Regions from separate parts of the Mus musculus genome. Here region 2 is linked to region 1. A link is a loop called in an ENCODE intact Hi-C map of the cell type or tissue named here. Cell type or tissue: left cerebral cortex. All regions are shown on one strand.

Region 1 (2,500 bases):
GGAAAAGGGAAAAGGGAAACACAGGAGAGGAAGGCTCTGCGCTGGGCTTTGTGTTTGGTTCTCGTTAGCAGGGGCCAACCCGGGTCTGTCGTTTGTTTTCCCACATTTCAGCGAGAAGGGTGATGGATGACTGTGTCTCCGGTGCCTGCCACACGCCAGGGCTCACTCACGCACATGCACCCTCTCATTGTGCAGAGGCGTCCTGTGCTCAGGGATGAGAACCTAACCACAGGTCCGTGTCTGCACAGGGGGCTGAGTGACTGGGGTTAGAGCCAGGCTCCTGGGCATGGGGACCGTAAGGGACACTGTCCCAGGTGATGTGGTAAACAGTGGCTTTCTTTCTGTTCTTGTGCTGACAGTATGTCAGTCAGGTTCAGGCTGTCCTTGAACTTGCAGCAATCCTCCTGTCTCAGCTCTTCTACCCTACTACTGGGGGGAGGGGGGGGGGAAGGCATTGATCCTCTTCCTGCTCCACAGGCAGGGAAATGACTCCTAGCTGGATACACGTCTCATGGGAGTGGGTTAGCTCTTCCACATCTCAGCCGGTCCTGTCAGGCAGGTTTCTCTTCCAGCCCCTCTTGCCATTCCTCCCAGTCCATGGTGGCTGTGTGTTCCCTCTTCTTGCAGTCACAGCTCAGTGGCAGAGCCGTCCAGCTCTCTGCACTGGTTTGCTGAGCACCCCAGCGTGAGGCAAGCTGGGCAGGTTTCTTAACTCTTTTGGTGATGATCCACTGGTCTCCAGGACCGTGGCTTACTGCTGTGTGCAGTTTCCACTATGTGCAGCTCCCACTATGTGCAGCTCCCACTATGTGAAGCTCCCACTGTGTATAGCTTCCACCATGTGCAGCTCCCACTGTGTGCAGCTCCCACTGTGTGAAGCTCCCACTGTGTGTAGCACCACTATGTTTCTTTTTAAATAATTTCTGCAAGTAAAGATAGGGGAAATGTTAAAGATTAAATCATTAACACTCCAGTAAAAGACCACAGTCGTGGCCGGAGATTGACTGACATCTGGGGATCGAGGTCCTGGCTGCTTGTGGGTGAACTTTGATCCTGCTGTCAAGGTAACAGTCACTGCATAGCTATGGAGCTAAGCTTGTCTGGGCCCACATCTGGTCATTGTCTTCCTAGTTGTGTGATCTTGAGCGAAATGTCCACCCTCTCTGTGCTTCAGTCTCTCCTCATATAAATTAAGTGTCCCTTTGGTACTGCTCTGAAGACCCAGGGAGTTGACAGCGTGCAGCCTTTACCAGGCCTCCGTACACGGCACGGCAGCCACTGCTGTTATTATGGTTAATTATAGACCCCACCTCCACCGTTGTACACATTTTCCCCAGCACGGCCCTGCTGCTGGCGAGACGCTGCTCAGCAAACATTAGTTGCCGTGAATTTTAAATCATCACAAAGCTGCCAGCGCTGGCACCGTAGGACCAGGAAAAAGCAATTCGGAAACCAGACAGAAAGTAAGCAGGGATTTTATTTCCAGTGAGCTCCCTCATCTCCCCCCTACCCCCGCCGGCAAGGGTCAGACAGCCACCTTCTCCCCACTTCCCACCCTCGGGGGAAAGTTCTAGTGAGATGGCAAGAAGACAGTGTTGGGGGGTCGGTTCCTGCTCTGGGTGTGGGCACGAGCATTCAATGCTGTTGATGGCAGTGTCCTTCTGGGGGACTCTCAGGTCTGGCTTTTTAGAGACAGCAGTTTAAAGAAGCCCTTTGTGGGCGTGTGGCTCAGTTGGTAAAGACCTAGCCGGCCTAACGTGCTCGAGGGCCCTGGGTTCTATTCTTGGCACTGCATGAACTATCTCTACATGGTGCTCCATAAACCTGTAGACATAGCACTTGGGCGATAGCGGCAGGATGTTTAGGAGTCCAAAGTCATCCTTGGCTACACAGTGAGTTTGAGGCCAGCCTGGGCTATGTGAGACCCTCTCTCAAAATCAAAAGTAAAATCAAACTAAAAGTCCTTGGTGGGGCAGACGTGCACTGGTCCGTGGTCTGTATAGAGACAACACTGAGGCATCTGCTGTCTCTGCACCTTGGGTGTCTTTAAGTGGGAGCCTTCCTTAGCTTGAAGGGCACGTCACCATGGAGATGGACTTTTTAGCTGAGCTTAGGTTTGGCTGCATCAACCATAAACCCTAAATAACAACTGGGTAGACACCCCAAACTATACAGCAAGTGTGTAGAGCTAAGGACTGGGACGTCGCCAGGAATCTGTCAATGGTCGCCTCATGGGACCAAAACAGCTGCTGTGGCTATGGCCATCACACTTGCATTCCAGGCAGTGGAAGGGAGGTAGTGTAAAGGCTTCCTCTCCTCAGCTTCATCAGTTTCTGCTTAGGAACCCTCGATAAGTCACTCACCCGTGTCTGCTAAGATCTTGTTGGCTTCATCGAGTAACACAGCCACCTTCAGCTGCAAAGAATGCCATGCTGTACCTTTTTTGGCTTGGCCACAGCTGCCGCTGTTACATGGAAAACAGAATTAGAGGTGGTGACAG
Region 2 (2,500 bases), 49 kb before region 1:
GCTCCCCCAATCAGTATCTCTTGTGGGAGGGGGTGATGACTCACTAGCCCTGGGTGCTCCCAAGTTTGTTATCAGAGCCCACAACAGTATTTCAAATTTGCCTATCAAAGCTGGCTTTATCTCTGAGCCCAGAAATTCCCATGGAACACGCAGGTGGAGAAGCAACATAGCTGAAGTCCAGCCCAGTCGTCTTGCCGGCTGCAGCTCAGCCGGCTCTTTCCAGCCATGGCCCAGGTGGGAGCCACGTGTGCCACCCCACACATCTCTTCCCGAGGCTGCAGAGGTCCCGACATCCCTCCTCTTTATTTTCCTGTTTATGCACAGCATGCGTAAACACATGCGTTGCCTGGTTTCAGCGACTCCTTTTCGGCCTTATTGCTGGACCCTCCGAGTAATACTGGAAACCTTGGATTTTCTAAATGAATCTAAAAATAAACTTTGAGGAAAAAAAAATCTTGGACAGTTAGCACAGGCACTGTTATTTATTTCTTTTTCCTTCGTCTTGCTCCTCTTCATCCCTGAACACTCAAGAGTCTGGGCAGTCAGAGGCACTGAGGGCCTAAGGAGACACCCCTGGGCAAGTGTCCAAGGGATGCTGGACAACCCGGGGGTGCAGGCTGAAATCCTGGGGAGCCTTCTCCAAGGGGTATCCTCTCGGAAAGTGGGGTGTCAGGAGGCTGAATTTAGGCAAAGCTGCAGCGGGGAGGCGGTGGCTGTCTGCGAGTTTGCACGCAGCTCCTGCAGGGCCTGGCGGGCCGCGCCCCCACCCCTGCGCGCCTCCCTCTCCCTGACTTTTTCTCTGCCCCGAACAATCAGGGACTTGTGCTTGGCGGCCGAAGGAGCCACGGAGCTGGCTGGCCGCGGAGGAGGCGACGTCATGGATTCCTGAGTGTGAAGTTTTCAGGAAAGCCCTTAGTTTTGGAGATGGACGGGATCCAGGGGTTTCCATGGCGCTGAGTAAACAGGAGGAAACAGTGAGGGAATCCCGTTATTTTACTGCATTGAAAGCCTATAAACACGGAGCGCGGGGAAGGAAGTCGCGTTGCCTCTGGAGTAAGCGACCGCGGAGCGCCGGGAGCCCGGGGAGCCTGAGCAGGAGCCCGGAGCACGGCAGCGGGAGCACGGAGAGCCGGAGCAGGAGCACAGGAGTGGGAGCACGGGGAGCCAGAGCCCCGGAGCGGAGCCTAGGCGCTGCAGCGTCTGCGCCGCTCCGCCAGATCACAGCACACGGTCCCCAGCCTGCTGATCCCGGCGCCTACAGATGCAGCGCCCCGCATTGCGCAGGCCGGGCCCCCGCCAGCCCCTCCGCACCATGGGGTCTGCGGACCGAGGTAATCGCGCCGCCATTGGCTTCCCTGCCTGCATTCCTGCTCGCATCCCTTCCCGCATCCTCGCATCGCATCCTCGCTCCGCTGCCTACCCCTACCCCTCCGGGAGGCACCCCACGCAGTCCCCGCTCGCAGGTAGAAGCACAGATGCGGTGAAACAGGGGCGCACGCGCACATCCTGGCCGTCGCCGGTGGTGATTCTAGGAAGCGTCTCCAGGCAGGTTTCCCTGTGTGTGTGTGGCGCGGGACACCAGGAGGGGGGTCTCGCTGCTAACCCGCTGGCTTATTCTCTTGTTGCTCTCGGCTTTGACAGCAGATGCCACCGTCCTTGTCATCATTATTATTTAGCCCCCCCTCCCATAGGCTTGACATTTTGCTATTTACTAATACAGAAAGACATCTCTTCCCAGTTACATCACCAGATGCTCTGGGCCATTCAAACAATTTAAGCCATTTTCTCCCCCTTTTTGGGATGAGTCTGAGGGCTCTTCCAGCTCCCCCACCACAATTTAAAGTACCATGAGCTTGTTCTGCCAAAGAGATCACAGACGCCCCACTGTCCCCGTTTCTGCTCCATCTTCTCCTTTGAGATGTAACCTTGAAGCCATCCAATTTGGTTCTTGGGGGAGAGAGTTAATGAGTGAGAATATAATATGAAATCTAGCCCATCTGGTTGGGATTGTAAGGGGATTGGGCTGGGGAGTCAGAAATCGGGTCTTTAAAGTGGAAGCTGTTGGATGGTTTCTGTGGGGCCAGTTCGTGTGGAGGGAGGGACAGGGGCACCGCCGAATGCGAAGGGCTGAAGGGTTAAGCGGAATACATCCGCGTAGGAGGAGTTAGCCCCGTGTCATAAAATCTGAGTTGAATGTAGGTTTTGTGCTCAGCGTGGTGGACTGAAGTCCTGGGGGGGGGGGGCGGTGGGGCGGAGGCAAATGACAGCTTTGGCAAGTAAGCCCAAGGTGGGGGTGGGGGTGGGTCTTGCTGAAAACCGGGTCCAAGCCCCATCCCGGTTCAGTAAAAGATGTGTTTAGCCACCTTCAACCTCAGCTTATTTTTTAGTAGAGCGGGACTTTTGAAAGCCGGATCCTGCCAGCGCTTGGGACCTTTTCCTGGTATCAGTCTACTCTGCCCCCTGTCAGTGTGCTTACATGGCACTGGTGCAGTGACATAAT

Evidence for each region. Hi-C counts contacts between places; a loop is a spot of excess contacts. Peaks named below come from ENCODE experiments on the same cell type or tissue, not always from the same donor. Only the 100,000 strongest peaks of a DNase experiment are listed, where the experiment ranks them.
Region 2: a loop joins it to region 1, with 1.9 times the contacts of the local background. A loop is called at or near these places in 6 of 42 quality-filtered maps.

Annotation. Positions count from the first base shown.
Region 1 is chr2:168,551,154-168,553,653 of GRCm38, reverse strand. The region is part of intron 3 of Nfatc2 (nuclear factor of activated T cells, cytoplasmic, calcineurin dependent 2); the gene reads left to right. Among named protein-coding and RNA genes, the nearest start is that of Nfatc2, 38 kb to the left of the region's middle. In left cerebral cortex, no CTCF peak of the experiment used is centred here; a DNase peak (open chromatin) is centred at 1,357.
Region 2 is chr2:168,600,300-168,602,799 of GRCm38, reverse strand. It overlaps Gm52535 (a long non-coding RNA gene), which reads left to right. Exons shown (of 3, transcript XR_003953968.1): 3 at 154-447. It also overlaps a transcript of Nfatc2 not described here. Among named protein-coding and RNA genes, the nearest start is that of Gm52535, 3.2 kb to the left of the region's middle. In left cerebral cortex, no CTCF peak of the experiment used is centred here; DNase peaks (open chromatin) are centred at 977 and 1,462; H3K4me3 peaks cover 1,536 bases; H3K27ac peaks cover 629 bases.